Linked DNA regions of Homo sapiens: region 2 is linked to region 1. Evidence: read pairs that join two places in POLR2A ChIA-PET (ENCODE). Cell type or tissue: MCF 10A. All regions are shown on one strand. Each heading gives the region's core, and the rest is flanking DNA. Links, peaks and the distances in the headings are about the cores only.

Region 1 (16,212 bases), core at 4,919-8,918:
ACACACACAAAATATTGGAAATGTAGCTGGGGATGGTGGCACACACCTATAGTCCTAGCTACTCCTGAGGCGGAAGCAGGAGGATTGCCTGAGCCCAGAAGTTTGAGGATACAGTGAGCTATGATGGCGCCACTGCACTCCAGTCTGGGTGACAGAGGAAGACCTTGCGTCCTGAAAAAAATAAAAGTTAAAAAGGGTGAGGCTTGTGGGAGGGGGTTTGCTCTCTCTTGCCCTTCTGCTTTCCGCCACGTGAGGACACAGCCGGAAGACCCATACTAGATGGTGGTGCCTTGACCTCGGGCTTCCCAGATCCCAGGAGTGTGAGAAGTAAGTTTCTTTCCTTTATTAATTACCCAGGCTCAGGCATTTTGTTATCGCAGCACAAAATGGACTAACACAACACTGTGTCTCTTCTCTTTGCTGAATCAATACTTCTATTTTAATTGCAAATAGTAATACTGGCAATCACTTTTTTTTTTTTTTTTTTTTTTTTAGCATTAACCATGTGCTTAAGGGTTGGAAACAGTGGTCTCAGGAGGAGGAAGGGAGCGAAGGTGATGGCAGACTCTCCTCTTAAGTGTGACAGAGCCTCACATGTCAAGGTTAAACAGGTACTGGCCCTTTGAGAAGAAGGGGGAAATCTGGGTTTTTCTGTTATTTATGGCAGTCCACCCACATTTATGTCACACAGCTGCAATTCACAAAGCACTTGGCAAAAGTTACCACATTTCATCCGCATTACTCTCCTGTGAGGTAGAGATTATCATGCTTATTGAACATACAAAACACCGAGGTTCAGAGGGGATCGGGGGTCCTCAGTTACACAGCTAGCCAGTGGCAGAGTTGGGGGTTGAACCCCATTTTCTGCATCCTGGACACAAGCTGAGCTGCCCTAGCCCCACCTCCCTCCTGAGAAGGGGAGAGTATGCCCCGCTATGGCTGCGGCCGGCCTGCTTGATATTGTTCTCTTTTGGGCACTACCATCCACCAGGGAGAGATCCAAGGCTCCTCCAGGGGAAAGAAAGCTCTGCAATTAGACTAAATATAGTCTGGGAGAGGCTGCACCTCATTTGGACTAATTATCCTGTCACCCATTAGAAGAACAAAGAGTGAAGAATTTTCAAGCCTCATCATTTCCATTCCTCTCACTAGCTTGGACTTCTATATAATTGACCTGACCCCTCGGGCCTGGAGATAAATGTTAACAGAGCATACATGCTGACTGAGAAACGTCTGAGCTGCTGAGGAAGACCATGGCGATAATTCTCCTTCACTTTCCAGCACAATCCAGACTCCATCAGAATTGGAGGGACACTGGCCTGATGAGAGATTCCTCAGTCCTGGTAATGCTCAGATGAGGGCAGGGAACAAGAAAAGGCCATCGGTGGAAACCCAGTTGACAGTCAGTTGCATAAAGTATTGATATTCCATTTTGCAAAACCCTTCTTGTTGTTCTAACAAACACTGAACACATACTATGTGCAAGGCAGTGGGCAGTTTATTAAATATGTTTGAAGGAAGCCAGGAGAAACTCAATGGATCCCTAAGAGTTGAATTCAAAACCAAAGTTAGAGAAATTCAAGAGAAGGCAAGGTACTTTGGTCAAGATGTGTGCATAGCCGTTAAGGTTTGGGATAAAATGAAATATTGTTTCAGGATGGTTTTATTAAATTCTTGTTTCTTTTAGGGAAGACCTGCAGAACACTTGGCATCAACCAGCAAAAACATTTTTAAAAAGAGTAGTGCTTCATAGAACACAGATAAAATCCTATTAACCACAGATACTACAAATGACTTTTATGAACTTGTGACTTTCCATTGTGGATGATTTTCTTATGCAGGCATAACATCTGTTGATGGCCTCAGAAATCGTTCTATCCCCCTCTCCCCTCTCCCTTGCCGAAGCTGGACGGTACTGCTGCCATCTCAGCTCACTGCAACCTCCCTGCCTGATTCTCCTGCCTCAGCTTGCCGAGTGCCTGCTATTGCAGGCGCGCGCCGCCACGCCTGACTGGTTTTCGTATTTTTTTGGTGGAGACGGGGTTTCGCTGTGTTGGCCGGGCTGGTCTCCAGCTCCTAACCGCGAGTGATCCGCCAGCCTCGGCCTCCCGAGGTGCCGGGATTGCAGACGGAGTCTCGTTCACTCAGTGCTCAATGGTGCCCAGGCTGGAGTGCAGTGGCGTGATCTCGGCTCGCTACAACCTCCACCTCCCAGCAGCCTGCCTTGGCCCCCCAAAGTGCCGAGATTGCAGCCTCTGCCCGGCCGCCACCCCGTCTGGGAAGTGAGGAGCGTCTCCGCCTGGCCGCCCATCGTCCGGGATGTGAGGAGCCCCTCTGCCTGGCTGCCCAGTCTGGAAAGTGAGGAGCGTCTCTGCCCGGCCGCCATCCCATCTAGGAAGTGAGGAGCGCCTCTTCCCGGCCGCCATCACATCTGGGAAGTGAGGAGCCTCTCTGCCCGGTCGCCCATCGTCTGAGATGTGGGGAGCACCTCTGCCCTGCCGCCCCGTCCGGGATGTGAGGAGCGTCTCTGCCCGGCTGCCCCGTCTGAGAAGTGAGGAGACCCTCTGCCTGGCAACCGCCCGGTCTGAGAAGTGAGGAGCGTCTCCGCCCAGCAGCCACCTCGTCCGGGAGGGAGGTGGGGGGGTCAGCCCCCCGCCCGACCAGCTGCCCTGTCCGGCAGGTGAGGGGTGCCTCTGCCCGGCCGCCCCTACTGGGAAGTGAGGAGCCCCTCTGCCCGGCCAGCCGCCCCGTCCAGGAGGGAGGTGGGGGGGTCAGCCCCCCACCCGGCCAGCCGCCCCGTCCGGGAGGTGAGGGGCCCCTCTGCCCGGCCGCCCCTACTGGGAAGTGAGGAGCCCCTCTGCCCGGCCACCACCCCGTCTGGGAGGTGTACCCAACAGCTCAATGAGAACGGGCCAGGATGACAATGGCGGTTTTGTGGAATAGAAAGGGGGGAAAGATTGAGAAATCGGATGGTTGCCGTGTCTGTGTAGAAAGAGGTAGACATGGGAGACTTTTCATTTTGTTCTGTACTAAGAAAAATTCTTCTGCCTTGGGATCCTGTTGATTGGTGACCTTACCCCCAACCCTGTGCTCTCTGAAACATGTGCTGTGTCCACTCAGGGTTGAATGGATTAAGGGCAGTGCAAGATGTGCTTTGTTAAACAGATGCTTGAAGGCAGCATGCTCCTTAAGAGTCATCACCACTCCCTAATCTCAAGTACCCAGGGACACAAACACTGCGGAAGGCCGCAGGGTCCTCTGCCTAGGAAAACCAGAGACCTTTGTTCACTTGTTTATCTGCTGACCTTCCCTCCACTATTGTCCTGTGACCCTGCCAAATCCCCCTCTGCGAGAAACAGCCAAGAATGATCAATTTAAAAAAAAAAAAAATTGTTCTATCTGTAATATAATAAGATTCTGTAATACCACATTTGACATCTGCAACAAGTTCCAAGTAAAAGACTGCAATAGAAAAAAATGTTTTGCACATTTCAGATCAGATGTTGCATATTTAAAAATCAAATCTCATTTCTAAGAAAAGGATGTAGCTTGTTTTGCCAACAGGGCACAAAATAGAGTTCAAAAGGTTCATGTCACAGTTTGAATCACCATCCAACCAAAGTGTGGAGAGACGATTCATACATCTTGTGTCTGGCACTAACTAGTGGCTATCCAAGCTTCATCAACAACAATAACAGTACATATTTGCTGATAATCCCCTATGATAAAGTGAGCATGCCAAAATTATTAGGTTAGTGCAAAAATAATTGTGGTTTTTGCCATTTTTAACGGCAAAAACCGCAATTACTTTTGCACGAACCTAATATCATGAATTTTATATACACCTCCTCGCTTTCCTTCAGAGGGGAATGCTGCTACAAGACAGGATTCTGCTTCAGAACCCAGCTATGAGAGAGGCACTCTCCCACTACCCAGAAGGTAGAAGAGAGGAAGTAGGCTCAAATCCACCGAAGTGCTTCTGGGAAGCGGAGCAGGAGGCAAAGAAGTAAGTCGAGGTGGGGAACCAGGGTGCATGAAGCTGAGCAGAGGACTGGCCATTCTGGTGGTTTTGATTTTTCTGTGTTGGTTAGTTCCCTGCTTCTTTGGTGTCCTCTCTCTCTCTCTCCCTCTCTCTGTGCTACATGCACCCCTTCCTGATGTTGTTCTATTTTGCTTCACTCTTCCTCATCCTCTGCTTTGTCCAAAATCTGATTGCCCTGCTGCACATGTGTGCCCTGAACCCCATTACTCTGAAATCTGGGCTGCCCCAAAGACCAAATTGGATTAATTATGCCCAAGCAAACTTTGAAAACACTTTAAAAAGAAAAGAAAGAAGGCCAAATGAGCTGAAGACAGGTTCAGTGACCTGGAGATGATGTGGTTCATTTGCATATCTTGGTAGGGTTTTCAAAGGGTAAAGAAGGCAAGATCTTTTCCAGGAGCTTTTTGTTTGAACAACTTATTTATATAAGAGAATCAGTTAAATATCACCTTCACCAAAAGAATTATGTTGGAGTGCTGAAAACTCTGAAGCAATCACTCGCAGGTCAATTTTCTCTGCCCTGAGAGGAATGTGTTTCTGAATCCAGAAGTTAGGATAGCTTTGTCCACCCTCTCCTCGAACATGGGCAAGTGTCATGGAACACAGAATATAAAAGCCAGGCTTTCTAAGACTTTAAGAGTAAAAGGTGTTTCTCTGCCTTGGCAGCCAAAAATAAATGACTGTGGACTAAGCACGTACCTTCTAGACCACGGTTTCTCAGCCTTGACACTTGAAACTTTGGGTCAGGTAAGTCTTTGTTGTAGGGGCTGACCTGGGCATTGCAGGATGTTTAGCAGCATCGCTGGCCTCCACTCAACTAGATGCCAGGAGTGCACGTCCACACACACACATATGCAACTTATGACTATAAAAAATGTCTCTAGACATCGCCAAATGTCCCCTGGGAGATGAAAATCAACCCCTCTTGAGAACCACTGCTTTAGAGAAGGGGGTGAAGTATTCTGTTCCAAAACATACATATAAGACCTTAAGTGTTTTCAAGTATTTAGGGAAAAATGGTGTTTTAGAAAAAAATATAGTGATAGCTTAACCTTCACAGGTTCCAGGGCACTGCTCCAAGCTGTGACTTCTGCTAAACTATTGTGCTTCAAAAGAGAAGGAACAATATGTGTCACAGTCACTGCTATGGTTATTACACCCAGTATAGTGCCCAGGGCTCAGTACGTGCTTAAAAACATTTGTGACATTATTACCATTTAATGAGCAAATACTATGTGCTAAGCACTATGACATGTTCATATATCATCCTTAATCTTTACAACAACACTAATAGGATAGGCATTAAAGTAAGACTCTTCAATAAAGCAAATCCAGATAGTCATGCAATTGTTATTTGATTCCCAGTTCCTTGCCTTCCCCCAGCTTCTATGGGAATGAGCTAAAATTTCTACCAACACGAAGGGGGAGGACTGCAACTCACTTTTGGGGAGAGGAGAAGCAGAGTGAGTCCCCATTTCCTCTGCATTTGCTCAGCCACATTTCCCTGGATCCAAAAAACAAGGTGGCAGGTAACTAGGAGATTCCTGGAATAATTCCTCTGCTGTCCTGGGCACTTTAGTCAGCCACAGGACCCATGCTTGTTGCCATCAATATTTAAACTGGAGTAAACAATGCCCAGGTGGCTGTAAACCACAGCTGAGCCTGGGAAGGATTTAACTTGCATAGCCAGAACCCTGGAAACCCAAATCATGACATACATTTCTCACTAATGCACCCTTGCATTTTATAAGATTGACCGCTCCTGCCCACTCATCACGCCATGCTGGAGTTTTACTGTATCATCTCTATGGTACAAATGAGGAAACTGAGGCCCTATGAGGTTGCATGATTTGTTCAAATCACAAAGCTGCTCTATGGTGTCCTGAGATTTGAAACATGCAAGGTTAGGCTGACTCCATAGTCTTTCCACACATATCTTCCAGAGTGGAGCTGGTGATTGCCATTCCTGCATCCCATGTGTCCTAATCCCCTGAATGGTTTTGAGTCGGGGGATCATATTCTCTATTGTGTGGGCTTGGGAGGGGCAGATGAACAGGACCTGGTCCAGAGCCAACAGGCTTCAAGCTCTGCCAAGCAAGTGTGTAGCAGGAATACCAGGACGAATAGCAGGCAGGACTGGACTGGCCAGGTAAGAACAGGCAGAGGCAAAACAGGCAGCCTTTATTATGAGATTGAACAAGATGAGGCAGAACCCATAATCCAGCACTTGCTCACCGCTCCTGCTGTAGACGGGACCACCGAGTGAATCCCTGCCTCCCAGAGAGGCCTGGGCAGGATGCCTGGCATCAGATAAGCCAGAGGTCTTGGCAGACTGCCCAGACCCCACCCAGGGAAGGTGCAGTGTTGGGGAGCATGCATGCTAAATACATACACACACACACACACACACACACACACACACACACACACACAAATGTATGAGGCAGAAGGCTAGCTGGGTATAGGAGTAAGCTGTGTTTTTTACATATATTTATCACGTAGGACTCTTCAATTCTTTAAAAAAGTTTTGCTTTGGGCAGTTGTGTGGTCACCAACCTGGTTGTTGGTGTAAGTCAGTGAGTGCTGCCAGGCAGCACAGACCAGGAGTCCAGCTAGTTAGGAAAGCCAAGCACATAACCATTTCTAGCAGAGATGGTTGAAACCAAGATGCTTTAATTCAAAGAGGAGCCGCGGGGCACAGTGACACCATTTCCCTTAACTGGGAACACCACTACAGGGAGGAAACTAGGTCTGCTGTGGAGGTGTAAGCTGAACAAAAGGAAACAGAACAGAAACAAGGTTCAAATAAGCGGGTGGTGTCAGCACCCCCACAACCCACACCAGGTGTAAGCCTGGGTGGGTGGTTCCTCCTGGACAAGGGAGCTGGCTTACTTGAGGTGAGGAGATCAGGATGGCATCTCACAGAAAGGACATGGGACAGGTTTGCCTCACCCCTCCGTCTAGGTACAACTGTTGTTTAAGAGGTGATACACTGGCCTGCCAAGATGCAAATCTGTGTACTCATAACCTTCATGTCAAATTCTGTTCTTAATTCTGCAGGGAAAATGATAGTGAACAATCGCACCTATGACATCCCTTCCCTTCATCGTGTGAACTCATGTCATACATTGCATATGTTACAGCTTAAAATTATTTTCTATTATTTTGCTAATCAAATTCTATTGATGTAGATGAACTCAAATGCTTGGTCCTTCCTTCTCATTTCTTTTTTAATGCATGGAAAATTAGTTGTATAGTAGTAGTTAGAAAGTTAGTAGCTTATACTTTTTAAAAATGTAGGCCAGGTACAGTGGCTCACTCCTGTAATCCTAGCACTTTGGGAGGCCGAGGTGGGTGTATCACCTGAGCCCAGGAGTTTGAGACCGGCCTCTCTACTAAAAATAGAGAGTAGAGACCCCATCTCTACTAAAAACACACACACAAAAAAAAAACTAGCCAGGTGTGGTGACACACACCTGTAGTCCCAGCTACTAGGGAGGCTGAAGTGGGAGGATCGATTGCTTGAGCCCAGGAAATCGAGCCTGCAGTGAACCGTGATCACGCCACTGCACTCCAGCCTGGGTGACAGGAATGAGACCCTGTCTCAAAAAATAAAAAATAAAAGTGTAGACCAGGCGCAGTGGCTCACGCCTGTAATCCCAGCACTTTGGGAGGCCAAGGCAGGTGGGTCACAAGATCAAGAGATTGAGACCATCCTGGCCAACATGGTGAAACCCTCTCTACTAAAAATCCAAAAAAAAAAAAAAAATTAGCTGGGCGTGGAGGTGCATGCCTGTAAGGGAGGCTGAGGCAGGAGAATTACTTGAACCCGGGGGGCAGAGCTTGCAGTGAGCTGAGATTGCACCACTGCTCTCCAGCCTGATGACAGAGCAAGACTTCATCTCAAATAAAATAAAATAAAATAAAAATGTATTCAGATATTTACTGAACTACTATTTGGCTACTACTAGCACCTAGTAGGCTTTTTCAAGACCCTGGGGGACATAAGACACATATAGTTCCTGCTCTCATGGTGCTGACATTCTGTTGGGGGGGATAATAGTGGGAAAGAAATGTCCATGTAGATAATATAATTCCAAATAGGGATAAGCACATTAACTAAGACAACGCATTATCGTTCCTAAATTATTGCATTTATTGTTCTATGTAACACTCAGAAGCTCACTCCAAGTGATCTTCTCCCTTCTCCTCAGTGTCCTTATAGAGCATGAGCCTATTTGCATGTGTTCCTTCTGTCAGCAGGGGCACTTAGCTCAGCTATTGTTTTCAGTGGGCTAGTATGTGTCATATTTTTTTTTTTTGAGACGGAGTTTCGCTCTGTTGCCCAGGCTGGAGTGCAACGGCGTAATCTCGGCTCACTGCAACCTCCACTTTCTGGGTTCAAGTGATTCTCCCACCTCAGCCTCCCAAGTAGCTGGGATTACAGGTGCATGCCACCACGCCTGGCTAATGTTTTTTTTTTTGTATTTTTAGTAGAGATGGGGTTTTACCATGTTGCCCAGGCTGGTCTTGAACTCCTGGGTGCAAGCGACCCACCTGCCTCAGCCTCCCAAAGCGCTGGGATTACAGGCATGAGCCACTGCGCCCGGCCACCGGCCATGTTTTCATCTAGACTCCACCATAAGACAAGGTATGAATCCTTCTTCTCATTCTGCTTCCATCTCTTCTGTCTAGTTGCTGAGCAGATCTCAAGATGGGAAGCTAGAAAGAATGACAGGACTGTCTAGAGAAGGAAGGTCATGTAAGAATGGAATCTGATCTCCTTTTTTCCTAGATGCTAACATTATATCCTCTGCCTCCTGCCTTATTTTTAAGTCTTTTCTCAAGAAACATAAACAAGAGTCCTGTTTGCTTCCCTATGCTCCCAGTTCAGAGATGCTGCATTGAACTGGACAGGTTAGACTGATCTGGAGAGTCCAGATGGAATAGTCCCAAAACTTATTCCCTAGCAGGCAATTAAGGAATCTGTAAGGAATAAATGAGTCAATGAATCTACAATGAATCTACAAGGGATCCAATCAGTCATCAAGCCTTTATCACGCACCTATAATTTGCCAGGCACTATATTGATATTTGACAGACAAAAATAATTAAGCACACTCCTGACATGGAGGAAAGAAGGCATGTCCACAGTTAATTTTAGAACAATACATAAAATTCCATAACAGCAGGATCAAAAGTACCACAGGAACACAGGGCAGGGATCCAGTCTGACTAGCAGATTGGAGGTGGCTCTGTGTATGAAATATCATCTGATCTGGTCTTTGAAGGAGGTGTGAAAATTTCAGAGAGGAAAGGCTACACGTTTCAGGCAGAGGAGAAAGGGCCTGGCAATGCATTGTTTAGTAGCCTGAGTGCTACATCTTTAATCCCCTTCCTTACCCTACAGTGCCTCTTCCCCTCACATGGCTCCATTAAAAAAGTAACATTGGCTGGGCGCGGTGGCTCACGCCTGTAATCCCAGCACTTTGGGAGGCCGAGGTGGGCAGATCATGAGGTCAGGAGTTCAAGACCAGTCTGGCCAATATGGTGAAACCCTGTTTCTACTAAAAACACAAAAATTAGCCAGCCATGATGGCAGGCACCTGTAATCCAAGCTACTCAGGAGGCTGAGACGGGAGAATCATTTGAACCTGGGAGGCAGAGGTTGCAGTGAGTGAAGATCACACCATTGCACTCCAGCCTGGGTGACAGAGCGAGACTCTGTCTACAATAAATAAATAAATAAATAATTTTTTAAAATAACATTAAGCTTCACAGAGAAAGAACTTGGGTAGGAGCCATGCATAAAGTACAGTGGAAACTAGAAATCAATAATGTATGTTAAGGAACAATGTCCTTCTAAACATAGAATTGCTGGCTTCAAATTAGCTGCCACTCGGCCTTCATTTAGTTCTTCTAGCCACCATTTAAGCCTTATTCCCTGTTAATATACTACCCTATGATAGTTGAACATTTCTCCTCTTTTTTTGGGGTGGGGGACAGAGTCCCCAAAGTGCTGGGATTACAGGCGTGAGCCACCATACCCGGCTGGGGTCTTTCCAGTTTTTTATGCTTCTTTTTTTTTTTTGAAACTGAGTTTCACTCTTGTCGCCCAAGCTGGAGTGCAATAGCGCAATCTCGGCTCACTGCAACCTCTGCCTCCCAGGTTCAAGGGATCCTCCTGTCTCAGCCTCCCAAGTACCTTGGACTACAGATGCACGCCACCATGCCCAGCTAATTTTTGTATTTTTAGTAGAGACAGGGTTTCACCATGTTGGCCAGGCTGGTCTCAAACTCCTGACCTCAAGTGATCCTCCCACCTCGGCCTCCTGAAATGCTGAAATTACAGGCGTGAGCCACCGCTGTTGGTCTATGCTTGTTGACAGAGCTACAGTGAACATGTCACAGAGCTACAGTGAACACATATCACAGTTCTTTCTCCTTTAAAAGGTATGCTGAGTTTTGAACCCTTGTTATATTGCTGCCACATTCCTCTCTGGTTAAAGTGTCACCAGCTGTGCTTCAGGGGTCTATTTTCCCACAGCCCCCCCAAACTGGGTTTTATTTTTATTTATTTTGGCTTGTGTCGTGGTAGCATTAAATGATTTAATTGGTATTTTAAAATTGCTAATGCGGTTTTGTGAGGATTAAATTAGAAAATATATCTACAAAGGCGTGGCACATAGTAAGCTATTATTATTATTATTACTCCTAGCAGTTATTGAATGAAAAGTTAGATACTGTAGTGACCTTATATATTTGTGTTTTGTTCTTATGTTTTTGTGCAGAGGGGCTCTTTCTCTTCATCCACACGGGAGCTCCTGCTCAGTCCTTTCTCTTTTCTATCCTCACTCTGTGAGTGACTTCATTTAGTCTCAAGTCTTTAATGCCATCTGCATGCTGGCAGCACTGAAGTTCATGTCTCTGGTGTGGACCTCTCTGCTGTACTCCAGCATGTTTAACAGCCTGAATTCATGTCTCTGGTGTGGACCTCTCTGCTCTACTCCAGCATATCTAACTGCCTATTCAACTTCTCCGCCTGGAGGTGGCATCTCACACTTAACTGTGCAGACTGAACTTCAATTCCTTGCAGATGTTGCTCCTCCCATTGCCTTTCCCATCTCAGTGAAAACACCTCCTTCCAGGCTCTCAAGCTGAAACCTTTGAGTATTTCTTTTCTTTTTTCTTTTTCTTTTTTTTTTTGGAGACAAGGTCTTGCTCAGGCTGGAGTGCAATGGTGCAACCACAGCTCACTGCAGCCTCAGCATCCCAGGTTCAAGAGATCCTCCCACGTCAGCCTCCCAAGTAGCTGGGACCACAGGTGTGCGCCACCACGCCTGCCTAACTTTTTGTTTGTTTTTAGAAATGGTGTCCCACTATGTTGCCCAGGTTGGTCTCAAACTCATGGACTCAAGTGATCCTCCTGCCTCGGCTTCCCAAAGTGCTAGGATTACAGGTATGAGGCACCACCCCCATCCAGTATTTCTTAACTCATGTTTTTCTCTTACACTCTGCATCCAGCCTCTAAATCCTTTAAACACTTTCTTCAAAATATATACTATACAAAACACTATCTTCGAAATATTCCAGCATCTTCCCACCACCTCCATCTTCACCACGCTGGCCAAGACACCATCTTTCACCTGGATCTCTCACCTGTAAAACCTTCCAACTGGTTTTCCTACCTGTACATATCCATCTTCATGACCTCAGATTTTACCTTGGGTCTCCTCCTGATCATGAGAAGCTACTACAGTCCCAGCTGCAAGGTGAGACGTGACAGTGTGCAGTGGAAGAAGAAGATATCTCTTATGAAGAGGGAGAAAATCATTGCCAGAAGCTCACCAGCAGGGTCCCCTCACTTGCCCATCCCTAAGCCAGTCTTTGGCAAAAGGAAGGTGATTGCCAGGCTGACAGGGTCTAGTCAGGATTACCATTGAGCTAAGGAGGGGGTCATCTTCTCTTGCAAGTAGACTCCTAAGCAAAACTGGAGCTCCATTTATTGGAGAAGAAATGGGGGTAGATTTGGGTAAACATCCAAACAGAATCTGTCACAGACCGGTTGCGGTGGCTCATAGCCTGAGGTCAGAAGTTTGAGACCATCCTGGCCAACGTGGTAAAACCCCATCTCTACTAAAAATACAATTTACCAGAACAAATTACCACTAACGGGTTGGCCTAAGACAGCAGAAATTCATTTTCCCACAGTTCTAGAGGCTGGCAGTCTGAAATCAAGGTGTTGGCAGGGCCACATTCTCTCAAAACTCTAGTGGAGAATTTCTTGCATGCCTTTTCTTAGCTTCTGGTGTTGCTTTTTTTTTTTTTTTTTTTTTTTTTTGAGACAAAGTCTCGCTCTTGTCCCCCAAGCTGGAGTGCAATAGCGTGATCTTAGCTCACTGCAACATCCGCCTCTCGGGCTGAAGTGATTCTCCTGCCTCAGCCTCCTGAGTAGCTGGGACTACAGGCGCCTACCACCAAGCCTGGATAATTTTTGTATTTTTAGTAGAGACGGGGTTTCACCATGTTGGCCAGGCTGGTCTCGAACTCCTGACCTCAGGTGATCCACCCGCCTTGGCCTCTCAAAGTGCTGGGATTATAGGCGTGAGCCACCGCACCTGGCCTGGTGTTGCTCTTTAGTTTGTGGGTGGATCACTCCAATCTCTGCCTCCTTTATCACATGGCATTCTCACTGTATGTCTTCTCCTCTTCTTCTTCTTCTTCTTTTTTTTTTCCTTCTTTTTGAGACAGAGTCTTGCTCTGTCGCCCAGGCTGGAGTACAGTGGCACCATCTCAGCTCACTGCAACCCCCACCTCCTGTGTTCAAGCAATTTTCCTGCCTCAGCCTCTCAAGTAGCTGGGATTACAGGTACCCACCACCACACCCGGCTATTTTTTGTATTCTTAGTAGAGACGGGGTTTCACCATGTTGACCAGGCTGGTCTCCAACTCTTGACCTCAGGTGATCTGGCTGCCTTGGCCTCCCAAAGTGTTGGGATTGCAGGCGTGAGCCACCACGCCTAGCCATCTTCTCCTCTTCTTATAAGGATAGTCATACTGGATTAAGGACCACTCTACTCCCGCATGACCTCATCTTAACTAATTACATCTGCAATGACCCTATTTCCGAATAAGGTCAGAGTCTTAGGTACTGGGGGTTAGGACCTCAGGACTTCAACGTATCTTTTGTGGGACACAGTTCATTCATTCCATAACACCTATATTGAGAATATAATTTAGAATGTAAATTTTCTTGACTTCCTCCTTTCCAATCTGGACGCCTTTTCTTTCATTTTCTTGCCTAACTGCCCCGGCTAGAACTCAGTTCAATATTGAACGGAAGTGGCTAGAACAGACATCCTTGTCTTGTTCCTGATCTTAGCGGGAAAGCATTCCATCTTTCACCATTAAGTCTGATGTTAACTGTGGGTTTTTCACAGATGGCCTTTATCAGCTTGAAAAAGTTCTTTCTTATTTCTAGTTTACCAAGATTTTATCATCAATAATGGATTTTGTATAATACATTTTCTGCATCTATTAAGATGATCATATGGTTTTTGTCTTTTATCTTATTGATATGATGTATTACATTAGTTGATTTTTGGATGTTAAACCAACCTTGTATTAGGAATAAATCCTACTTGGTTGTGGTGTATAATATTGAGGAGAGAAGCCATTTCTCTGACTGTCTCCTGTCTCTGAAGAGGAGGAGGAAGTAAAAGTTGAAAAACAACAGGAATGAAGTCAGTGGCAAGACCAGCCGGTGCCACTGATGACCTGACCTGAGGTTAAAAGATTAACTCCCCCACTCTAACCACATGTGCTCTCAATCAATCACGACCCTTTCACGTGGAACTCCTTAGAGTTGTAAGCCCTTAAAAGGGCCAGGAACTCTGTCTTCAGGGAGCTCGGCTCTTAAACGACGCGAGTCTGCCAACGCTCCTGGCCGAATAAAAAACCTCTTCCTTCTTTAATCCGGTGTCTGAGGAGTTGTGTCTGCGGCTCGTCCTGCTACAATATATGTATTTATTTATATATTTTTGGCTGCTTCTGCAGAGCAGGGCTACTCCCTAGGCAGAGTAGCCTGGTGTATAATCCCTTTAATATGCAGCTGAATTTGGTTTACTAGTACTTTGTGTCCATATGGCTGAGAGATATTGATCTGTATTTCCTTTTTTGTGATACCTTTGTCTGGTTTCAGTATCAAGGTACTACTGGTCTGTTTGCTATTGCTTGGTAGGACTCACCAGGAAAGCTAGCTGGACTTCAGCTTTTCTTTGTGGGGTGTTTTTTTGTTTTTTTGTTTTTTCTGAGACGGAGTCTTGCTTTGTCACCCAGGCTGGAGTGCAGTGGTGCAATCTCGGCTCACTGCAATCTCTGCCTCCCCGGTTCAAGCGATTCTCCTGCCTCAGCCTCCCAAGTAGCTGGGATTACAGGTGCCCACCACCACCCTCGGCTAATTTTTGTATTTTTAGTAGAGATGGGGTTTCACCATGTTGGCCAGGCTGGTCTCGAACTCCTGACCTCAGGTGATCCACCCACCCCAGCCTCCCAAAGTGCACCCAGCCTGTGGGGTGTTTTTTGATTACTAATTAAATCTCAGAGCCAGGTACAGTGGCTCACGCCTGTATTCCCAACATTTTGAGAGGTTGAGGCAGAAGGATCACTTGAGGCCAGGCATTAGAGACCAGCCTGGGCAACATAGGGAGACCCCCGTCTCTACAGAAATAATTAAAACTTGGCCAGATATAGTAGTGCACACCTGTAGTCCCAGATACTCAGGAGGCTAAGGTAGGAGGGTCACTTGAGCCCAGGAGTTTCAGGTTGCAGTGAGCTCTGATCACACCACTGCACTCCAGCCTGGGTGAGAGTGAGACCCTGTCTCAATATATATATATATAATTACTTGTTCTAGGTCTCTTTAGATTTTTATGTGAGTCCATTTTGGTAGTTTTGGTAGTTGTCTTTCTAGGAATCTGTTCCTTTCCTCTCAGTGATCGAATGTGTTGGTGTACGGTTATTCATAGTGTTCCCTATGATCCTTTCTACTTCAGCAAGGTCGGTAGTCATGACCCCTCTTTCATTTCTGAATTTAGTAATTTGAGTCTTGTCTTTTTCTTGGTTATTCTAGCTGAAAGTTTGTTAATTTTGTTCATCTTTTTAAAAAAACAGCTTTTGGTTTCATTGATGTTCTCTGTTATTTTCTTTTCTCTATTTTTTTTTCTATTTTCTTTGTTTGTTTGAGACAGGCTCTCACTCTGTTGCCCAGGCTGGAGTGCAGTGGCACAATCATGGCTCACCGCAGTCTCGAGCTCCTATGCTCGAGTGATCCTCCCCGCTCAGCCTCCCAAGTAGCTGGGACGACAGGCGCACATCACAACACTTGGCTGTTTTGTGGTTTTTTGCTTGTTTGTTTGTTTGTTTTTGAGACAGAGTCTCACTCTGTTGCCCAGGCTAAAGTACAGTGGCACAATCTCGGCTCACTGCAACCTCAGCCTTCCAGGTTCAAGCAATTTTCAGCCTCCTGAGTAGCTGAGATTACAGGTGTATGCCACCACGCCCAGCTAATTTTTTGTATTTTTAGTAGAGACAAGGTTTCACTATGTTGGCCAGGCTGGTCTCCAACTCCTGGCCTCAAGTGATCCGCCTGTCTCAGCCTCCCAAAGTGCTGGGATTACAGGCATGAGCCACTGCACCGGACCACACCTAGCTAATTTTTAATTTTTTTTGTAGAAACAGGATCTCACCATGTTGCCCAGGCTGGTCTCTAATACCTGGACTCAAGCGATCCTCCCACCTTGGCTTCCCAAAGTGTTGCAATTACAGGAACGAGCTACTGCGACTGGCCTTTTTCTACCTTTTTTTTGTTTGTTTGTTTTTGAGATGGAGTCTCGCTCTGTCGCCCAGGCTGGAGTGCTGTGGCGCAATCTCAGCTCACTGCAAGCTCCGCCTCCTGAGTTCAAGCGATTCTCCTGCCTCAGCCTTCCAGAGTAGCTGGGACTACAGGCTCCCCCGCCACCACGCCCGGCTAATTGTTTTGTATTTTTAGTAGAGACGGGGTTTCACCATGTTGGCCAGGATGGTCTCCATCTCCTGACCTCGTGATTCACCCGCCTTGGCCTCCCAAAGTGCTGGGACTACAGGCGTGAGCCACTGCGCCCAGCCCGTTT
Region 2 (16,212 bases), core at 5,056-9,055, 63 kb after region 1:
AAAGTAAAATTAAAAAAATATGTTTCCACTTAAGTAAATGGAGCACAAAAAAAGAAGACTATATTGTACCTAGAACCCAGCCTAAGAAAGAAAATATAGCCAGTGGAGTTGGTATACCTCTGCGGTCATAATTCTGTTTCCATCCCCAGAGATACTCTCTTTTCTGAATTTGATGATTACCATTTCCATATACTTCTTTATACTTTTGCTGTGTGTGTGTGTGTGTGTGTGTGTGTTTGTGTGTGTGTGTGTGTGTGTGTGTGTGTATTTGTATATTTGTATGTTATATTCAGGGCCAGGGCCAGGGTGAGATGAGGAGGCACCTAGGTCCCCAATGTAAGGAGCCCCTCAGCCATGGGCTTGCATGACCCCCAGGGTGATGCTTCCTTAAATTTTGTGCCCCAGGTACCTCGTTCACATCACCATAGTCCCAGTCCTGCTTCTGTTAATATGCATGTTTTTAAGCTTTATGGAAATAATATTATTTTTTATGTATTCTCTTGTAACTTTTTTCACTTAATATTGTGAAATTGATCCATCTCGATAAATGTAGCCCTGCTTTATTCTGTTGTGCGATTGACTATACTATAATTTTATTTTCCCATGCTTCTGTTGATGGACATTTAGGTTGTTTCTGATTTTGTGTTTAGAAACAATATCATCATAAGCATTCTTGTATGTGTCTCCTCAGGACATAGTTGTAAAAAGGGAATTTCTGGGTAATTAGATACATCCATTTGTTTTTTTTGTTTTTTTTTTTTTGAGACGGAGTCTCGCTCTGTCACCCAGGCTGGCGTGCAGTGACACAATCTCAGCTCCTTGCAGCCTCCACCTCCTGGGTTCAAGCAGTTCTCCTGCCTCAGCCTCCCGAGTAGCTGGGACTACAGGCGCCCACGACCATGCCCAGCTAATTTTTTGTATTTTTAGTAGAGACGGGGTTTCACCATGTAGGGCAGGCTGGTCTCCAACTCCTGACCTTAGGTAATCCACCTGCCTCAGCCTCCCAAAATACTGGGATTACAGGTGGGAGCCACTGCGCCTGGCCTATATCCATTTTTAATATTACTAGATACTGCTTTTGCTGTTATATTTATGCTTTCACCAGCAATATATGAGAATTCATGTCACCTCATATTTTTGCCAATATAAATGGTATTTTCAGACTCATTTTTTTCATTTGATGTGTGTGATGGGTAAATTATATTTTTGTAAATTTTGTGTTGCAGAATTAAACAGATACTAAAAAAATCATAGCTTAGTGAATTATTGTAGAGCAAACGCTTCTGTCATCTTCACCCAGGTGAAGAAATAGAATTCTGCCAGCCCTATTAGAAGCTCCTCCATGTACCTCATCCCAGTCATAGCCCCTTCCTTTCCCCCCAAAGCAATCGCTGTCCTGATTTGTATAGTAATCCCTTCCTTGGATTCCTTTATGGTTTTCTACCCCAACTGTGGATCCTTAGATATTATAGTTTAGTCTTGAGTTATTATGTGCAACTTTTTATGTATTTGTTTTCCATTTTTGTTGTCTCTTCTGTGAATCGCCTGCTTATATCTTAGGTCAGATTTTCTTACCGGTTTGTACAAATTCTGTGCATATCGTGGATACCAGTTGTTGGTTATAAGCATTGCCGATCTCTTTTCCCAGTTAGTGACTTGTCTTTTCATCTTTCTCATGAGTTTTGATACTTAGATTTAAGTGTAGTTTAACTTAGGCAAACTTTTGCTTAGAAAGTCCTTCCTTATGTTGAGATTAAAAGATATTTTGAGACTACTGTAACAAAAGCTTAATTGCAAAAGACATAAACAGGCACCTCACAGAAAAGGAAACACATATGACCAGTAAACATATTAGAGATGGGTACCTTCATTAGTGATCAAAGAAATACCAATCAAGACCACAATGAGATGATATCATATACCCATGCTGTTGGCAAAATTTGAAAAGCCTGGTGGATCTAGTGTTGGAGAGATTGTGAATTCACAGGATCTCTGATATATCACTGACAGGAATGTACTTTGTTGCACTTTAAAAAACATTTTGGCAATTCCTTTTTTAGATACACACCCAAGATAAACTCTTGACCTTGTGCAGCAAGAGACAGGTACAACGTTTTGTAGCAACACTGTCCACGATAGAAAAAAACAAAACTAGAAACAACTCAGATTTCCATCAGTAGGAGAGTAGATTAAAATGCAGTTTTGGAATTATACAGCGTTAAAAAAAATGAACAACAGGGTGAATCTTAGCAATATAATATTTAGTGAAAACGATTACCTTAGGGTTATGCATAGTAAGATATCTTTTTTCTGTTTAACTTATTTGAGATATAATCCACATACCATATAATTCAACCTACAGTTCAGTGGTTTTTAGTATATTTCTAGAGTTGTGCAACCATCACTATTAATTTCAGAACATTTGCATCATCCCTAAAAAGAACCCTGTACTCATTAGCAGTTACTCCCTATTCACCTTCCCCCGTCAACCCTCCACAAACCCCTGGAAACCAATGATTAATTTTCTGTTGCTATGGATTTACCTATTCTGGACATTTCATAGAACTGGAATCATATAATACATGGTCTTCTATGACTGGCTTCTTTCATTTAGCATAGTGTTTTCAAGGTTCATCCATGTTGTAGCATGCTTCAGTACTTCATTCCTTTTTATGGCTGAACAATATTCCATTGTATGTATATGCCACAATTAGTATGAATATACTGCAGTTTCATTCCAGCACCACTTGTTGAAAAGACTGTCCTTTCTCTCTTGAATTGTCTTGGTACCTGTGTTGAAAATCAGATGACCATAAGTGTAAGGATATATTTCTGGACTCCCAGTCTGTTCCATTGATTCCTATTGCTATCCTTGTGCCAGTACTACACTGTTTTTTTTATTACTGTGGTTTTGTAGTAAGTTTTCATACGTTCATGGACTTCATTTGCTAATATTTCGTTGAAGACTTTTGCAGTGAAAATGAACAATGTTCATGAACATTGGTTGGTAGTTTTCCTTTTTTTCTGCCTTTGTTGGGTTTTGTTATCTAGGTAATGCTGGCTACAAAATGAGTAGGTAAGTGTTTCCTTGTCTTTTGTTTTCTGGAAGGGTTCTTGTAGAATTGGGCTTGCAGATTCCTTTCACAGAAGGTTTTTTTTTAAACTACAAATTCAATCTCTTTAGTAATTATAGGGTTATTCTGGTTATCTGTTTCACCCTGGGCGAGTTCTGGCAATTTGTAGCTTTTGAGGAATTGGTCAGTTTTATCTGAGTTGTTATATGTATAGATTAGAATTGTTCATAATATTTCTATGGTGTTTCTTTTAATGTTCATGTGTTCTGTAGTGATAACTTCCCCTCTTTCATTAGTAATATTGATAATTTATGCCCTCTTTTTTTTGTTGCTCTGTTTTGCTAGAGGTTTATCAATTTTATTGATCTTTTCAAAGAACTAGCTTTTAGTTTCATTGACTTCTCTTTCTTTTAGTGAATTCTAGTTTCAATGCATTATGGTCAGATAACATACTCTGTATGATTTTAATTCTTTTGAATTTGTTACTGTTTGTTTTATGGCCCAAGCTCTGGTCTTTGTTGGTACATGTTTCATGTGCACCTAAAAAGAATGTACATTTCATTATTGTTGGTAGAGTGTTCCATAGATGTCAATTAGCTCTGGTTGGTTGATAGTGTTGCTCAGTCCTTCCACTACCTTATCACTACCTTTTCCCCCACCCTCTTCAGTGAGGTCATTTCATACATATATAATACTGTTGGATTGCTTTATCACATTCTGCTTTTCATTCTGGGATCCTCTGATTTTTTTTTTAATTGCATGCATTAAGGTTCACTCTTTGTGGCTGGTGTGGTGGCTCACTCCTGTAGTCCCGAAACTTAGAGAAGCAGGGGTGGGACGATTGCTTGAGCCCAGGAGTTCGAGACCAGCCTGGACAACAATAATGAGACCCTGTCTGTACAAAATACATAAATAAAAAGTTAAAAGATTAAAAAAATAAAGATTCACTCTTTGTGTTGTAAAGTTCTGTCGGTGTTGACAAACACATAGTGTCATGTTTCCACCATTACAGAATCATACAGAATATTTCTCTGCCCTAAAAATTGCCCCGTGCTTCACCTACTCAGTTCACTGCCTGCTTTCCCCAAACTCTGGCAACCACTGATCATTTTCCTGTTTCTATAGTTCTGTTTTATCTAGAAGGTCATAAAATTGGAGTCATACAGTATGTAGCCTTTTCACACTGGCTTTTTTCACTTAGCATTATGCATTTAAGGTTCCCCCATGTCTTTTGATGGCTTGATACTTTGTTCTTTTTATTGCTGAACAATATTCCATTTATGAAGTATTGCAGTTTATTTATGCATTCACCTATTGAAGGGCATCATCATTGCTTCCAGCTTTTGGCAATCAAGAATAAAGCTGTAAACATTTGGGTGCAGGTTTTGTGTGGACATAAATTTTCAACTCAATTGAGCAAACACCTAGCAGTGCAATTATTGGATCGTATGGTAAGACTGATTAGCTTTATAAGAAACTGCCAGGTTTCTCACATCGTGACTGCTTGTGCATTCCCATCAGCAATGATGAGAGTTCCTGCTGCCTCTGCATCCTTGTTAGCATTTTTTTTTCTTTTTTTTTTTTTTTGAGATGGAGTCTCACTCTGTTGCCCAGGCTGGAGTGCAATGGTGCGATTTCAGCACACTGCAACCTCCGCCTCCCAGGTTCAACCAATTCTCCTGCCTCAGCCTCCTGAGTAGCTGGGACTACAGGTGTGTGCCACCACGCCCAGATCATTTTTGTACTTTTAGTAGAGACAGGGTTTCGCCATGTTAGCCAGGCTGGTCTCGAACTCCTGACCTCAGATGATCCACCCACCTCGGCCTCCCAAAGTGCTGGGATTACGGGTGTGAGCCACTGCACCCGGCCCTTGTCAGCATTTGATGTTGTCAGTTGTTTTTTATTTTAACTATTCTGGTAGGTATGTAGTGTTATTTTGTTGTTTTAATTTGTAATTTCCGAATAGATTTTCCAACAAAAGGTGTTGTTGAACACCTTTTCATATGCTTATTTACCATCTGTGTATCTTCTTTGGTAAGATTTCTGTTCAGAGCTTTTGATTGTTTTTGATTAAGCTGTTGTTTTGTTACTGAGTTTTATGAGTTTTGTTTGTTTGTTTGTTTGAGACAGGGTTTTGCTCCGTCACCCAGGCTGGAGTGCAGTAGTGTGATCACAGTTCACTGCAGCCATGAACTCCTGGGCACAAGCGATCCTTCCCACCTCAGCCTCCTGAGTAGCCAGGAATACAGGTGTGCACCAGCCTGCCTGGCAGTTTTTGTATTTTTCTTGTAGAGATGAGCTTTTGCCATGTTGCCCAGGCTGGTCTTGAACTACTGGGCTGAAGTGATCTGCCCACCTCAGCCTTCCACATCCTGTTGGGATTACAGGTGTGAGTCACCGTGCCCAGTGTTCTTTATATAATTTGTATACAAGTACTTCATCAGATACGTGTTTTGAAAATATTTTCTGTCACTCAGTTGCCTGTCTTTTCATTCACTTAATAGTATCTTTTGTGGGGCAGTTAATTTTGATAAAATCTAACTATTTTTTTTTTTATTTCATGGGTTGTGCTTTCCAAACCCATTCATTTGGTTTTGCTTTGGGCTGAGGATATTAAACAGCCTTTTCTAGGAACTTTCAGTTTCAACCCTTTCATTTATTTATTTTTGAGACGGAGTCTCACTCTGTTACCCAGGCTGGAGTGCAGTGGCATGATCTCGGCTCAGTGCAACCTCTGGCTCCTGAATTTAAAAGATTCACCTGCCTCAGCCTCCCAATTAGCTGGCATTACAGGCATGCACCACCACACCCAGTTAATTTTTTTTGTATTTTAGTAGAGACTGGGTTTCACCATGTTGGCCAGGCTGGTCTTGAACTCCTGACCTCAAGTGATCTGCCTGCCTCGGCCTCCCAACGTGCTGGGATTACAGGCGTGAGCCACTGCACCTGGCCAAGTTTCAACCCTTTTAGATTTAAGAAACTTCTCTTACATTTGCATAGCTAGGACCCTGGTCTTTATAGACTGAAGATGTGTTCTGGTTCTTTAAATTGGGTGAAATGAAGCAGTGATTCGGACCCACTGAAGATCAGAGATGTTTCAATAAACGTGCCTACTGGATTTCTCTGTATGCCCACAGGATGAACCATAGGAAGACAGGGGTGGAGAGTTCTGAGATCACAAGGTCATAGAATTTTATTTGTGCATTAGTGTGGACAAAGATTTTGGCAGTTGAAATGGGAAAAGAGGGTGGATATGAGCGTGATTATGAGGAAGGAAATGGCAGGGTTTGAAATTAGAGTTAGTGTGAAGGTAATGATATTGGTTATCTCTAGATTGTGTGGCTAAGAAAAGGCAGAGTGCTAGGAGTTCAAGTGGAAGGAAGTAGAGAGATGTACTTACATTCATGGTAGCATTGGTCTTCAAGATTATATCAGAATGGCAAGGGTATCTCATCAGCTGTGGTATTGGAGTAGATAATACCCTTCTTAGGTATGGAACTGTTAAAAGCATAATTACAAAGATACAGGCATTAGTGTACTTAAAGCACTGGCATGGAGTCACCTTTGACTGGGCCTAGGGAAATGGTTTATAGTAATCTCAGTTTTTGTGTATCCCATTAATTTGGATTTTATGTACCCTGAATTATAAGATTGCTTGAAATGAAACTACTTAATGCCTTAATTCTCCCAGTAGCTGACTTGTAGACAAGGATTTAAATGCAAGTATTTTATTTTGGAGGTTATCCTTGGAAAAGCCAGTGGGGGAGTGGGAAGTGAGATAGGAGAGGGAAGATAGCAAAGATTGCAAATACGAGATTTGTTTTCAAGCCAGGTACTGATTTTTTTCACAGTATTCCCACTGAGAAACTCCAGGAGCGAATGTAAAACTTGTGTCTTAGAGTTATAGTCCTTCAGGGGAAAGGTAGTTGGAGTATTTATATACCATCTCTTTCAGTTATTGGTTAAGATTGTTTTCAGGAGGTGGTAGATCTACCTGACAGGCGTGTATGTCAGGCGTGCCATGCCGGGAACAAAATGGACTCGAGGTTAGAGAAAGCTCTCAGGTGCTGTCAGGCCAGTGTACCTGGTAGGGGATAGGGGATATACAGACTCTCTTTTGACTCCTTCCTTAATACCTTGCCATGCAGTTCCGGGATTTTCAATTTATTTCCTTTAAGACATCATTGGAAACATTTATTTCCACCTTAAATGAGCCATTCTAGTAGCATGTTAGGACTGGCTCCAGATGCCCTTTTTGGAACATTAAATTGTGAGTCATGGAAGAGTGGCCCATATCAACAGACGTTTCCTTGCCAGTCTTATACTTGACCACCAAGTTCAGTAGTCTCAAGATCCAGGTATGTTCTTCCAGTTCTTGCCAGTACATCTCATCATATCATACTGTGTTGGTGAATCAATGCTTTCATCAAAAGGAAGGCCAGTACCTCCCTATTCTGACAATGCCTGGTTGTTAGCCTAGAAGCAATGAGGGAGGTAGGCACATATCTCCAGGAGGGTAGGCATCTTTGGAGGCATGCATCCCAGCTAAGACCTCTGCATAGTTTTTAGTCAGGGGAGACCGCCCTCTTGTAGTAAGAGGAAGAAAGCCGCTTCTGGCCTAGAAGGTTCAGAAGAATCTTGTCAGGACTGTGAATTCAATCTTTGTAATTTGCCTGCTTTCACAGTCGAAACTTGGGTCTAATTTTTAGCACAGTCTGTCTTCAGGCAAAGAAATGCAGATGCTGGCAACTAGAAACTGGACAGTTAGACCTTAGCGTAGCCTGGTGATAGAATGAAGGCAGGGTCTGCTGCACCTGTTCAGTCAACAGATGATGTCAGTGTTATGGCTCCTGTTGAGTAACAGACTTTTCTTAGCATCAATTTGGTGTGCTGGTCCATTCTAACACTTAGGGAACACTGACTGTGTGCTGGGAACTGTTCTAGGCATTTGCTGTGAGTCCTCACAACAATCCATGAGGAAGGTACTCGTGATCATCACAGTTTTACACATGATGAATCCGAGATTCAGAAGGATTAAGTAATTTTTCCAGGGTCCAAGTGTTGGAGCTAGTGTTTGAAATTTAGTTTAATTCACTAAAACACTCATTCTTTTGTTATTCCACATTGCTTCCCAAAACGTATCCCCATTATGTCCATTTGACAAATGATGAATTTGAGATGCAGAAATTGAGTGACAAGATGAGTTTCAAGGCTAGTTAAAGAAAACTATTGTTAGAATTCAGGATGTCAACTGTTTTGCTGTTGAATATCATATTGAACAAGTGGCTAAATTTAATACTGGCTGTTTTCGAATGTTTACCGTTTTTAAAATTTCGTTACGTGGTCTGTCTCAGGGTTTCTCAGCCTCAGCACTATGGCTGTTTTGGACTGGATGATTCTTTATTGTGAATACTCTCCTGTGCATTGTAGAATGTTTAGCAGTGTCCCTGACCTCTGTTTACTAGATGCCAGTAGCACCCTCCCAGTTGTGACAACCAAAACTGACTGTAGATATTGCTAAATGTCCCATGGGGGCAAAATTGTCCCTGGTTGAGAACCAGGCCAATCTCTAAAGGTGGTTGTGTTATGACAGAGCTCACCTAGAGTAATTCAGAAGTTTGTTTTGTGAGCAGGGAGTTATATTGCTTTAAAGTGGAAGGAGTACAGTGTGGTGGAAAGAACACGAGCTTTGGAATCTCTTGGCCCTGCTGCTTATCAGTCCCTGTAGCCTTGATTAAGTAATTTGTCTTTTTTGAACTTTTGTTTCCTCATTTGTAAAATGGGCATTATATCTACCGGGTAGGGTTTTGGTGATTAAGCTGGAGGATGATACATGTGGAAGGATGAGGGGAAAAAAGGAGAAAAATGATCTGTAGTAGAAGAAAGTGAAGGAAAGATACAGAAGGCAGTTATCAAGAGCGGGAGTAAAAGGCACATTGGGAAGGTCTAAGACAGCAGGTGAACGAACGGCATCTTCCCTCTTCCCACACTCCAGTCCCAGGTCACTGAGTCTGGAAGAAAGCTCTGAACAGGGCTGAGCGTGGTGGCTCATGCCTGTAATCTCAGCACTTTGGGAGGCTGAGGCAGGCAGATCACTTGAGACTGGGAGTTCGAGACCAGCCTGGCTAACATGGTGAAACCCCATCTCTACTAAAAATACAAAAATTAGCCAGGCGTGGTGGTGCGTGCCTGTAATCCCAGCTACTCAGGAGGCTGAGGCACAAGAATTGCTTGAACCCGGGAGTCGGAGGTTGCAGCAAGCTGAGATCGCACCACTGCACTCCAGCCTGGACTACAGAGTGAGACTGTCAAAAAAAAAAAAAAAAAAGAAAGAAAGAAAGAAAGAAAGAAAGAAAGAAAGAAAGCAAGCTCTGAACAGTTTTCTTTTCCTTCTTTCTTTTTTTTTTTTTTAAAAAAAAAACGTTTAATTGGACTTACAGTGCCACATGGCTGAAGAGGCCTCAGAATCATGGTGGGAGGTGAAAGGCACTTTTTACATGGCAGCAGCAAGAGAAAATGTAGAAAAAGCAAAAGCGGAAACCCCTGATAAACCCATCAGATTTCACGAGACTTATTAACTGTCACGAGAATAGCACGGGAAAGACCGGCCCCCATGATTCAATTACCTCTCTCCCACAACACATGGACATTCTGGGAGATACAATTCAAGTTGAGAATTGGATGGGGACACAGCCAAACCGTATCAGGGATTAATACCTGATTTCTTTAATATGAAATTGAATATTCATGTATATTTTATGTATAAGCTAACTGTTCTTATGTCCTTTATTACAGCCTTTCATTACATTTATTTTCTAAATTATATTTAGTAACATGTTTATCCATATAAAACAGTAGAGATATGGGAAGTTACCTCAACTAATCCAGGACTCTGCAGAGAAAATAATCAAAGTTAGAAGTAAGTCAGCCCCATATTTTTAGCACAGTAAGCAAGTGTATGAGCTCATACAAGTATTGATTTACTAATATTTTAGAAGCTATCAAATAAAAGGATGGCAGTTTATCTTTTTCTGAATCAGGCTTCCAGTTTATTTTTACTGATACTGTCTTAAAATGTGCATTTGCAACTTGGTTTCCGGTCCCTCTTCACAATAGAATGATTAGCACTTGATTGAATTGTCGAATTATACAGTGGTTTATTGTATCTTTCTTTGTCTCTAGGATGATTGAGGAAAGTGGGAACAAGCGGAAGACCATGGCAGAGAAGAGGCAGCTGTTCATAGAAATGCGTGAGTCTTGAGTCCTTGTTCATATGTGCGGGAATGTTTGTGTGGTTTTTTTTTTTTTTTTAGATCAAGTCATAGCTTTAATCAGTTACAACTTTTATGTTATAAGCTTTGCAGAGGGAAGAATGGGAGTTAAAGAATCATGGAGTTGAAGGACCCCAAGCCAAAGCATATATTTGAATAGAATTGACTTGCTTTCTTAGACAAGGCCATAAATAAATAGGCAGAAATGTTACCTAGAATGTCTGTGATTTTGTACCATGCCAGTCAATTTAGATCTCTTGCTGTAACTCCATTGTTACCATGAACTTTGCAGGTGGTGACTAATGATTAATACATTATATAAATTACCTTCCACTAGATGACAGTTCTGAGACAGAGAGGACTCAGTGTTAGGGCAACACCTAGAGCTGTTGGAAAACTAAAAAGAGTGAATGTGTATTTTGATATATTTTTAACTTTAAATATTCTGTTAAAATTTACATTGTTGTATACAGTTCAAACAGAGAGAAGAAGATGGCTGAGAGAAGTTGGGTGGTTCCCAATCCTTGCAGGATTGTTTTGCTCTGTGACTACTTGTCTATGTGACCATGACCATGTGACCTTGACCAACTCAAGGTTGCATTTGCTGGACCTCAAATTCCTTTGTCATGAAATACGGGTAATTGGTCTGGACCAGAGATTAGGAAACCTTTCAAAAGTACTGTACTCTTTTTTTCCCCCAGTGAAATCTTACAAGGACCCTTAACATAAGAGTATGATAAGATTGGTAGTGCTTGGTTGAAGCAGGAGAGGGGAGCCAGCCTGGGATAGCCTCTGAGGTCCTTGCAGAATTCTAGAATTCTGCATATCGCAATATGAAAATCAGTGGGTAAAAGTCTCAGAAGACCCAACTCTCGACATATTTGACACCTTTAGGGTCTTGGTAATGGTAAGCAGAGTTTGACTCAGCTCAGCCATGTGTTGTCCTGTCAGTCATAGGCTGGATAACTATTTGTTAGGGGTGATAAAGAAGAAATTTTGGCATTGGATAGGCAGTCCAACTGGGTGATCATTAAGGACTTTTGTAGTTCGGAGCTTCTAATGGCTAGTAATCCAAGCCAGACACCTTGGAGTCACTTCCCTCCACCTCACCTTCTACCTCCAAAGAAATCAGAAGGCATCTGAGTTTTACTATGTACATGAGTTTGAATCTGTTCGTCACGCCACAGCAGCTTTGAGTCCAGCTTTGCAGTTAGACTGCTTAGTTTGGATCTTGGCTGCCTCACTTCCTGACTGAATAACCTTAGGCAAGTTAACTTAATCTCTCTGGGCCTCTGTTTCCTCATCCATAAAGCAGGAATGGCATTGACTTCATAGAATTGTTGTGAAGATTAAATGAGATAATGTGAATAAAGCACTTGGCACAGTGCCTGGCACTCACATACTTAAGTATGAAGTAAGTAGTACATACTTAATATGGATGGTTGTGTTTATTACTAATTTTTTTTAATCACTGGTACTTTTCTGAACCAAAGCAATAATTTCCTGATCCCTTCTTCCAGTCTTGACCCTCTCAAATCTGCTGTCTATGATCAGCTACCAGATTGAACTATTTAAATCTGTGCTACTTATTATTATTATTTTTTTTTTTTTTGAGAGGGAGTCTCACTCAGCCGCCCAGGCGGGAGTGCAGTGGCGCCATCTCGGCTGACTGCAACCTCCACCTCCTGGGTTCAAGTGATTCTCATGCTTCAGCCTCGTGAGTAGCTGGGATTACAGGTGCCTGCCACCGCGCCTGGCTAATTTTTGTATTTTTAGTAGAGATGGGGTTTCACCATGTTGGCCGGGCTGGTCTCAAACTCCTGACCTCAAGTGATCCGCCTGTCTTGGCCTCCCAAAATGCTGGGATTACAGGCCTGAGCCACTGTGCCTGGCCTAAATCTGTGCTACTTCTTTGCTTACATTCCTTTACTTGCTTCTCATCACTTTAATGGGAAAGACCCCACTCCTAAGAATGCCAAACAAGGCCCTTCTGGCCCCTTTTTTGCTCTGCCCACTAGTTCCCAATTTTTCCATCACATGCCTTGCGTGTTACTTCCCAGCAATACTGAATTGGCTTTCCTGCAGATCATGTGGTTTCATGCCTTTCCGCCTTTGCACAATACTGTTGCCTCCACCACCCGTCATACTGCTTCTGCCTACCCTTCAAAACTCAGCATAGGGGTCATCTTTTCCTTTCAACTTTTAGTGCATTTATTGAGGATCTGCTATGCTCCAGGCACTATTCTGGGTGCTAGGGCTACAGAGGAGAACAAAACACAGTCCCTGACTTCACTTCATGAAACTTCCATGTTAGTAAAGGGAAGCAGACAAAATAGGAAACCAAATACACAAACACAGTAATTCCTGATACTAAGAAGAGGCTGGGGTGCCTTAAGTAATACGCATGCAGGCGTTGATGGGGTAGAGATCTGAAGTAGTCCTGCCAAGAACTGGGTTTACTTCTTTGTGAATGTTACTACTCTTACACAGAAACCTCATATGAATTATCATCCTCTGACTTAAGGATAACAGTCAGTCTGGGAGACGTTTGGTAAGTATGACTTCTTGAGTCTCCTATATTTCTTCACAGGAAGAATTGCATGGGTGACTATAGTGTCTGCTGCTGGAAGCCCCACCCCCTCATTTCCAGCAACGTCAACCAGAAACTCCAGCATAACTACTTTCTATGGATGCCAGAATCACCTTTTTCCAGCCATTATTCAGTTGTATCATTTAGTATGTTGATTTTAGTATGTCAGTTTTGAATCCAGTACTCTTTCTCAACTCTTATTAGTCTTAATGGTTATAGATTCCTACTTAGGTAGGTAACTATACAATTTTTTTCTTTTTCTTTGAGACTGTGTCTTGCTCTGTCACTCAGGCTGGAGTGCAGTGGTATGATCACGGCTCACTGCAGACTCAACCTCCAGGGCTCAATTGATCCTCCCGCCTCAGCCTTCTGAGTATCTGGGACTACAGGCGTGTGCCAGCAGGCCTGGCTAATTTTCTTGTTTTTCGTAGTGATGGGTTCACACTATGGTGCCCAGGCTGGCTGGTCTCGAACTCCTGGGCTCAAGTGATCCTCCCACCTCTACCTCCCAAAACGCTGGGATTACAGGTATGAACTACCGTGCCTGGCCAGTAACTATACCATTTTTAAAGAAAGACAATTTTGACTCTTCCTTTTGTAATTGTAATCCTTATACCTTTTTCTTGACCTAGTGTACTGGTTAGGGCCGCAGAGGTTATATTGAAAAGTAGGAAGGATGGCCAGGTGTGGTGGCTCACGCCTATAATGCCAGCACTTTCGGAGGCCAAGGCAGGCGGGTCGTGAGATCAGGAGATTGAGACCATCCTGGCTAACATGGTGAAACCCCGTCTCTACTAAAAATACAAAAAAATTAGCTGGGCGTGCTGGCAGGCACCTGTAGTCCCAGCTACTTGGGAGGCTGAGGCAGGAGAATGGCGTGAACCTGGGAGGCGGAGCTTGCAGTGAGCCAAGATCGCGCCACTGCACTCCAGCCTGGGCGACAGAGCGAGACTCCGTCTCAAAAAAAAAAAAAAAAAAAAAAAAAAAAAGGTAGGAAGGATAGCGTCTTGTTTTTGATTTTCATGGGAATATTTCTAATATTTCTATTCTTTCTATATTTCTAATATTTCACTGTTAAGAGTGATGATTGGTACAGGTTAACCAGATAAAGGTGAAAGAACTGATATGTCCTAATTTGCCAGGAATCATTATCATTATTTTCTTAAGTCATAACTGAATATTGAATTTTATCAGATGTTTTCTGCTTCCCTTGAGATGAATGTCTTTCCTCTTTACTCTGTTAATATAGTGCTGGGGCCAGCCATCTTTTTCTTAAAGAGCCAGAAAGTAAATATTTTAGGATTTGCAGGCTGTATGATGAGGTCTTTGTCACACTACTCAACTCTGCCATTGTAGCATAAAAGCAGTCATAATAATTTAATAATTTAAATAGTTTTTTTTTAACCTTAGTTTTCAGAATATTTCCTTTTGGAGCTCTTTTTAAAAAAATAATTGTAACTTTTAGATTCAGGGGGTACATGTGCAGGTTTGTTACATAGTTTGTATTTTTCAACCTTGTGTTACCTTTACTATTATGACTTTATATAATATCCTTAAGCCTTTATGTTTTTAGACAGTAGTTTTTACATTTTCTGTTATGAACACAGCGATGAAATTAGCTTATTCTTTCTTTGCTTAATATTTTATCTTGTAGACTCTAAGCATTATGAGAATAAGTATCACATCTGTTTATCATGATGGTGCCTCGATAAATATTTATTAAAAGAAGAATGGAATATATTACATAGAAATAAATGGGTAGTTTATGATTCTTACATGATATAAAATCACCAAGAAAAGTGAAAGGTGACAGGTGAGAAGAGTAATCCTCAACTCTGGTGCCAAAATGAAAGCTCTCCAGTTGATTGTACAAAGTGCTTGATACCAGGCCTCCATGCTCAGAGATTCTGATTTTATTTTGTCTTTTCTAAAGTTTGCCAATTTTATTGGACTGACTTTTGGCTTTATTGGTCCTCTTTGTGTATCTTTGTTCTCTGCCTCATTTGTGCTGTGTATTTTCCTCTTCCTATTTAGGCAATTCTGTTATTTTTCTAACAACTTATGTTGGGTTACTAAGGCCATTTGTTTTCAGCCTTTTTTTTCTTATGTAAGCATTTAAGAATAAACTTTCCTGTGATTTTTTTTTTTGCATCCCAAGTGTTCTGATATTTACTATTTTTCATAATCAGTTCTCTATTTCCTCTAATTTTTATTATTAATTACTTAAAAATATCTTTTTATTGATCAGTTGGTTGGTTGATTGGCTGATTGATAGAGACAGGGTATTGCTCTGTTGCCCAGGCTGGTCTTGAACTCCAAGGCTCAAGCGATCCTCCCACCTCGGCTTCCCAAAGTGCTGGGATTACAAGCGTGGGCCACCGCACCTGGCTGGAGTATCTTTTTAAATTTGAAAGTAAATGTTTTAGTTAAAAAAACCTGTATAGCTTAATTGGGTTTTGGGTCAGGAAATGTGAGAAGATCTAGAATCTTTGAATTTGTTAATTTATGTTTTGTGTTTTTCCAAATATTCCATGAGTACTTGAAAATAATGTGTATGATTTATGCATTATTTAGATCAAGCTTTTTGCATATTTCATTAAAATCTTTTTTGTCCTTGGTGATTTGATTGCTTGATCTTAATCACTGAAAGATGTTAAATATTTCTGCTTTGATCAAGAGTATTAATTTTTTCCCTGTACTTCTGTTAGCTTTTAGAACTTTAATTCTTGGATGCATGTACCTTTAAAATGTTATGTCTATCTAGGAAAGTGAATCCTTTGTCATTGTGTAGTTACCCTCTTTTTCTAGTAATGCTTTTGATGCTTTGAAGTCTATTTTGTAGCATATTGATAGAGCTAATGCTGGCTTTCTTTCAGTTAGCATACTTAGTACAGTATGCATCTTTTCATTCTTTTACTTAAATTTCTTAATTCTTATGTTTTTGTCTCTTGTAAGTAGCATAAGCTAGAATATTTAGAAAAAAACTAATATGGCAGTCTTTGCCTTGTCACTGAAGAGTTTATTTTGTCTAGCCTTTTTAATGAATACACATATATTTCATATTTTCTGTTGACAAAAAGAGTCAAATTCTGTAAAATATTTGAAGAGATTTATTCGAAGCTAAATATGAGTGACCATGGCCCGTGACACAGCCCTCAGGAGGTCCTGAGAACATGTGCCCAAGGTAGTCGGGATGCAGCTTGGTTTTATACATCTTAAGGAGGCATGAGACTAAAATCACATACATTTAAGAAACATATTGGTTTGGTCCAGAAAG

The links. Peaks named below come from ENCODE experiments on the same cell type or tissue, not always from the same donor. Only the 100,000 strongest peaks of a DNase experiment are listed, where the experiment ranks them.
Region 2: POLR2A ChIA-PET joins it to region 1 with 5 read pairs; 3 of 35 experiments call an interaction of 5 or more read pairs at or near these places.

What each region holds. Positions count from the first base shown.
Region 1 is chr2:25,709,817-25,726,028 of GRCh38, reverse strand. It overlaps LOC105374332 (a long non-coding RNA gene), which reads left to right and starts at 502. Exons shown (of 3, transcript XR_939849.2): 1 at 502-611; 2 at 1,153-1,343; 3 at 1,688-1,953. RefSeq lists an enhancer at 2,699-3,490. In MCF 10A, for the core only: no CTCF peak of the experiment used is centred there; no DNase peak of the experiment used is centred there.
Region 2 is chr2:25,646,706-25,662,917 of GRCh38, reverse strand. It overlaps DTNB (dystrobrevin beta), which reads left to right. Exons shown (of 21, transcript NM_021907.5): 2 at 10,257-10,324. The coding sequence starts at 10,258. Among named protein-coding and RNA genes, the nearest start is that of DTNB, 19 kb to the left of the region's middle. RefSeq lists a cis regulatory region at 12,705 and an enhancer at 12,633-12,777. In MCF 10A, for the core only: no CTCF peak of the experiment used is centred there; a DNase peak (open chromatin) is centred at 7,357.